Regions from separate parts of the Homo sapiens genome. Here region 2 is linked to region 1. The links are chromatin contacts, found by Hi-C or POLR2A ChIA-PET in ENCODE. All regions are on one chromosome and are shown on one strand. The core of a region is the stretch at or near the end of the contact, and the rest is flanking DNA. Distances in the headings are between cores, read along the strand shown. Region 1 overlaps PRDM11 (PR/SET domain 11). Region 2 overlaps PRDM11 (PR/SET domain 11).

What was found. Hi-C counts contacts between places; a loop is a spot of excess contacts on that map. ChIA-PET counts read pairs that join two places held with the same protein, here RNA polymerase II (POLR2A).
Region 2: a loop to region 1 is called in a map of uterus, with 1.9 times the contacts of the local background. The contact joins two enhancer-like sites. A Hi-C loop is called at or near these places in 2 of 168 maps with a recorded cell type or tissue (prostate gland and uterus). POLR2A ChIA-PET finds 5 or more read pairs at or near these places in 1 of 52 experiments (activated CD4-positive, alpha-beta T cell).

What each region holds. Positions count from the first base shown.
Region 1 is chr11:45,160,481-45,163,527 of GRCh38, reverse strand. All of the region lies in intron 1 of PRDM11 (PR/SET domain 11), which reads right to left. Among named protein-coding and RNA genes, the nearest start is that of PRDM11, 15 kb to the right of the region's middle. Within about 2 kb of position 1,652, at least 15 of the 41 ENCODE cell types and tissues checked have a DNase peak (open chromatin) inside an H3K27ac peak, as active enhancers do; they include uterus, where a contact is called at or near this core.
Region 2 is chr11:45,208,560-45,211,469 of GRCh38, reverse strand. The region is part of intron 5 of PRDM11 (PR/SET domain 11); the gene reads right to left. Among named protein-coding and RNA genes, the nearest start is that of PRDM11, 63 kb to the right of the region's middle. RefSeq lists enhancers at 1-574, 575-1,322, 1,323-2,070. Within about 2 kb of position 1,494, at least 24 of the 41 ENCODE cell types and tissues checked have a DNase peak (open chromatin) inside an H3K27ac peak, as active enhancers do; they include uterus, where a contact is called at or near this core.

The DNA.
Region 1 (3,047 bases), core at 403-2,902:
GTGGGAGTTACTTCCTGGGACCACCGGGTACCCCCCCCCATCCTCAAGCACCTGCTCCCACCTTTGGGACACACAGGGGCCACCTGAGCAGCAGAGGAGGGCTCCTCAGAAGGCAGTAGGTGAGGCACACTGGAATCCCGCTCCATGCCTGTGGGACCTTGTCCAAGACCTTGGTTAAAGATGGGCTCGTTATTGAAAAGAAATGAAATCGAAATGAAAAATGTGTGCATTTAAATCACCCAGTAGGCTGGGAGTGATCCATAGGAACTTGAAGGGTCAGCACGCATGCTGGCCCAGTGCCTGTCTTCAGACCCTCTGGCTCCCCTGGTTTTGCCCGGAGGAAGACCAAGACCAGCCACAGGTGACACACACAGCTACCCATGGAGAGGGAATTTGCCTCTGTTCCCCGGGGGCACACAGCTGAGCTCCAGTGTGGACAGCTGGGAGCAGTACCACCCACTCCTTGGGACACAGTTGAGAGCATCCCAGTTCAGGCACCGTCTCCCCAGAGTAACTGCAACTGCCAGGGCCCAAGCCCTGAGCTCAGCACTTCCAAATATCACCACACTGGACCCTCCCCATCAGTGCTGAAGGAAAGGTGAGAAAACCGACATGCAGAGAGCCTGGAGTTGCTTGCCCAAAGCTTTCCATTCATTCAGAGATTATTTATTCGACACATTTACCAAGCACCTGCCATGTGTCAGGCATGGTGCCAGGAGTGAGAAAGGCGCACTGCCACCTTAATGATCCCCCGACCATCAGAGGCTTTATAGCATCGTGGCTCCCATACATCCTCTGAAGCTATACTGCCATGATTCAAATCTCAGCTTCCTCCAATATGATCTTGGGAAGCCACTTAACTTCCCTGTGCCTCAGTTTCCTCGGCTGTATCTACCTCATGATGCTACCCTGAAGATTAAGTGAAATGTCACAGATAGTGCCTGCCACATAAGTGCTCAGTAAATATGAGTGGTTATTGCTGAGCCAGAACCCAAAGCCTGTGTCCCTCTGACACTATGTTCTTAAAACTAGACCAGGTCAGTTTCTTTGGTGTGACCCAGCAGCAGGCTCTGTGAGGGCCTACATCTAGAATTAGAAGGTGGGTTTGAGGTTTCCTTCTGCATCCACTAGCTCAGAGAGGCCCTTTGGGCCTCTCTGAGCCTTACTTTCTCCAGCCTAAAAATGGGTCCAATGATGGCTGCTCACCTGCCTCCCTGGGAGAAGCACTGGAGCCCCCAGGGCTGCTGCAACCCCTGCCCACACCACAGGACAGGTGTAGAGAGCGATACCTCACCCCAGACGGGTAGACAGGCCTCAGCTGAAGCAGCCACCCTCTGCTGCCTGCCCCCTCTAGGTACCCAGAGGGTCCAGGGCTGGTGCTGGGGAAGGGCAGGGCCCAGGGCAACCCATGGTGCTTCTCGCCTCTTAGGAAATAATCCCAAACCTCTGTGCTCAATGAACACACACGCCACTGCCCAGAGGGCAGGAGGCCAAGCTGTGTGGCCAGGAACCTTTTGCCAAGACTGTCACATTAGGTCGCCTCATGAAAAAGAACCGGACAGGGAACCAGATGGCCTGGCTACCATTCCCAGCCCTGCCGGTGGTGACCTATGTGGCTTTGGGAGAGTCGCATGACCTCCTGGAGCCTCAGTGTCTGCATCTGTGAAATGACCTTGGCCAGGCTGCCTGTTTTTCCAGCGTGGCTGCAAGGAGCTGCTTAGGCAGCAGCATCAGTGTGGTTTGGAGCCTGAAAGGGGGGTGTGAGGAAAACAGCAAACAGACCATGCTTTCCAGCACTAAATAAATCATCAGCTGCACCAATTTGCCCCCGGGGCTGCGAGGCCAACCCTGACCTGGATCAGCCAGTGTGGCCCAGAGCCGTCCCGGGACTCTCAGGGGAAAGGCTGGCCCCAGACTGCTTTCTTCTCCTGCCCACCCTGCAGGCCAAGGGAGATCAAATCCGCAGCCACAACGAACCTCATTGACAGCCGGGAAACCTGCCTGAAGGATGGGGTTACGGTATGAGGCTCCTGGCCACCTGTGCCAAGCAAGGGGTCAGGGTGACCTTCTTCCCTCCCCGTAGGCTCTGGTCCAGACCCTTCGGGGCCAAGCCAGGATGAAATCCGATTGCCCGCTGCATTCCCAGGCAGCAGCCTCCACCAGGATGTTAGCGGACAGCGGGACAAAGCCGTCACCAAGTCCGGAGCCACGCAGACTGCCCTCTGGGAGCACAGGCCCCCAGCCCATGGAGGTGGGATCCAGGGCTCATTCAGAGAAGACACCCTGGGAAAGTAACATTACTGGGCATTTACTGTGTGTCTGCATGGCACATGGTAAACACTTCACATGTGTTAGCTCACTCGGTCCTCAGCAGTGCCAGGATGTAGGTGCTGCTGTTATCTCTATTGGACAGAGGATAGAACTAAGGCACAGAGAGGTTATGTGGCATTCCCAGAGTACCCAGTTGGTAAGGGGCTGAGCCAGGATTTGAACTGCGGCATTATGACTCCAGAGCTCACTTCCTACAACAGCTGCCCAAGAGAGACGTCACACAAAGCCATGCCTTTGAATGAGGGCAGAAAACCCTGTATGTGAAGGAAAGAAGGCTCCAGGGGCCACAGCCACTGTTTTCAACTCTCTGAGGGCTAGCAGGGGCCAGGAGAGCTGACTTTCTCTCTGGCTCTAAAATGGAGAACCAGCAATAGTGAAGGACTCACAGGGAAACATTTGGTTCTATGCAGTCTCAACAGACAGATTTTAAACATTGTACAATAAACTTTAAAAAGTGCAAAAGGTTCCCCAGACCCAGCAGTAGCTGCTCTAGATATGTGCAAGGAGGCACTAGAATAAAATCAGAATTTACCCAAATGTCAGTGGTGGGGGGATGGTTAAATGACGATCCTTTCTAAAACCTACTGTGTGGCTAGATTTCCCAGATACAATGTTAAGTGAGAAAAGCAATTTGCAGAATAATCTGTACTACATGAAACCATTTGTTTAAACACATACACACACACCCACACACTCTGCAGTGGTACGTATTCCTA
Region 2 (2,910 bases), core at 245-2,744, 48 kb before region 1:
GTGGGTCCTGCTTTCTGGTGACCAAGGGTATGGGCTGATCCCTGTGGCAGGATTAAATGATGTATGGGCTGACCCTACTGACAGGCAAGCCCTCCCTGCCTGGATCTGCGGACTCAACTCAGAACCACCCCCCAGGAAGGTGATGGGGAGGACAGACAGGTTTATCTTACAGTTACCTCATGCCTCCCAGGGGTCCTGGGGGCTCACTTGGGCCAGCTTGGTAAGAGTCCTGTGTCTCTTGGCAGTGTTTGGTGGGACAGCAGCCATCCCCTGAGATCCCAGAGACCTGTCTAGCATGGCCAGTGTTGGAAGGAGTGAGACCCGGCGAGGTGATGCTGCTCCTTCCCTCCCAGGTCCCCGTTCTGCCAAGCCCCTGGCCGAGTGCTGCCGCAGCTGGCCACTGCCAGGAAAAGGAGGGCTGTGAGCCTGCCATGGGGGTGAGCGGGCTCTGCCTGATGGCACACTCGGGCTCCCTGCCAGCCCAGGTTACCTTTGGTGGCCTCATTACATTCAGTCTCAGGGAGATGGAGGGGTGAGCGGAGCAGGATGCAGGGAACAGGCTTTACTGGATGCTGACCCCCCCATTTTTTCTTATCACGGGGTGGAATCCTCTTAAGACTTAGGAAAACACTGATTCACAGGAAGCCAGCAGACCCGGGTTCAAGTCCTGCTTCTGAATTGAGCTCAGGGCCACCTTGGTTTTCAGAGCTTACTTTCTGCATTGCAAGGAAGTTGAACTAAATGGTCTCCATGTTCTTTTCCAGTCCTAAACATCTGACTCTGTGAACTGCCACCTGTCAGGAGCCCCAGCCAAACAGGAAGCAAGTGGATCACAATGGCAGGGGGCCCGGGAAGGGAAGGTGCAAGTGAGTCTTTGCAAAGCACCTTCCCATGGGCTGAGCCACGGCTGCTTCCCTGGGGCCCCTCCTGCCTGGCTCCCACCACTCACGAGCCGGTCAGGCAGACGGCCTCTAGTGGGGACTGCAGCTGGCGGGGCACGGGGGAGATGTGCAGAAGTGGAAAGGAAGGGTTGCAGTCCCTGCGGAGGCCTTTAGTGCTCCCCCTTCTGCTGAGCCCCAACTAGAACTCCAGCCCCAAGGGACACCCGCCTCGGCCGCTGGGGCCCTGGCTTCAAAGTGCATGTGAGACACAGGAAGTAGAGAGGAAAGGCAGGGACAAGTACAGAGGGAGAAGAGGGGTGGGGAGCGGGTGGCGGAGCAGCCAGGAGGATGGAGAGGGAGCTGAGAGGCAGCACACAGAAAAGTGGGGGCAGGCAGCGTGGCTCAGGCAGGGGAGTAATAATAGAGGAACAAAGCAGTCAGGACCAGACACAGAAAGGAACTGATCTTTCCATGGCCCGGCCCGGGCCTTCACAGCTTGGCCGCCTCGTCTCCAGCCCCCTCCCCCGCGCTGCTACACTTGGGCTTTCCTGGCTTCTCACTGTTCCTGGAACGTGCCAAGCGCCTTCCTGATGCGGGGCCTCGTACATGCTGTTCTCTGCCTGCGCGCCTCCCCTCCCCTTCTCCGCGCCCCACGCTGCTGCCTGGCCTGGTTAACTCTTACTCTTCACATCCTAGTCCGCTGGACTTCTTCAGGGAGCCCTCCCCAGTCCCCAGTGGAGCCAGTTTTACCCACTCCTTAACTCTCAGACAGAGCTGCTACATAACCTGCAGGGTCAAATGCAAAATGAAAACGTGGGGCCCCTGGCTCAAAAACTATGAAGAATGTCCAGATGGCGACAGCAGAGCCTGAAACCCCGCGGCCCCTGTGACTGTTCAGGTTGCATGCTCATGAAGTCAGCCCTGCTCTCGGGACCTCCTGGACTCCTGTGTCCTCCATCCCTTCGTTTCCAGTTTACTCGTGCAATTATTTAACGTTGGTTTATTCCTAGGAGTCCAGGGTCTCCCCAAGAGCAGGGCCTGCGTGGGGTTTACACACAGCTGTCTTCCCAGCTCCTAGCACGGCTCTGGCACGGAGATGCTCAGTAAATATTCGAGAATGAATGCAAAAAGGGATGGAGAGGAGAAGAGTGGGAGAAGGAGGGGAGGATGGAAAGAGTGGGCTGGACAGAGAGGGACAGGAGAGAACCAGAGGGAAAGTCGGTGGGAGACTGTGGACTGTAAGCTGGGGGGCAGGCAGCCGGCTGGGTGGCGGGGGGGACTGGTGATACTCACAGCTGGTCGAAGGGCTGTCGGTGCCATCCAGTTCCGCCCTGGGGAAGCCGCGCCCTGCACGGGCCGTGAGCAGCGCCGACTTGATGGCCCTCTCGTGGGCCGTGAGCACGATGGTGGGGGCCCGGCCCCCGGCCCCAGGGCCCGACAGGGACTGCTGCATGAAGGCCAGCTTGTCCTTGGTCCTCCGTTTCATGTCATCCCATCTGTGCTTAATGTCCTTGACGGAGCGGGGCACCTGGCTGACGGAGGTGATTTTCCGGGCTATGCCTTCCCAAATCTTGTCCCTGTCAGCATGGGACAGCCGCATGGTCTCCCTCCCAAAGAGCACTGCTTCATGGTGGGTCACCTCTGTGACAAGAATGTCCAGCTCCTCCTTGGAGAACTTGGGCTTCCTCTTACGCTCAGCCAGGTGTGCCACATTCCTTGGGTTGAATATCCCACAAAGCACAATTGGGTAAATGACCGTCAATGCAGGTGGTTCTCCTTCCTAATTGCTGGCCCCCAGCTGGGGAGCCAGGAGGCACCTGGGGCAACCTGGCCCCCACCACACCCTCCTCCTACTGAGAGGTCCCTTCCACTACTCCTCGGAGGGGAGGGTGGAAAGAAGAGACGGCGTTACATGGGAGGGAGCACTGAACTCAGAGTCGAAGGCCTTGGTTTCAGGGCCTGCTTTAGCTCTTACTAGCGGTGAGAGCTAGGGCAGTTCATGTTCAACCTTTCACACCTTATTCTCCCT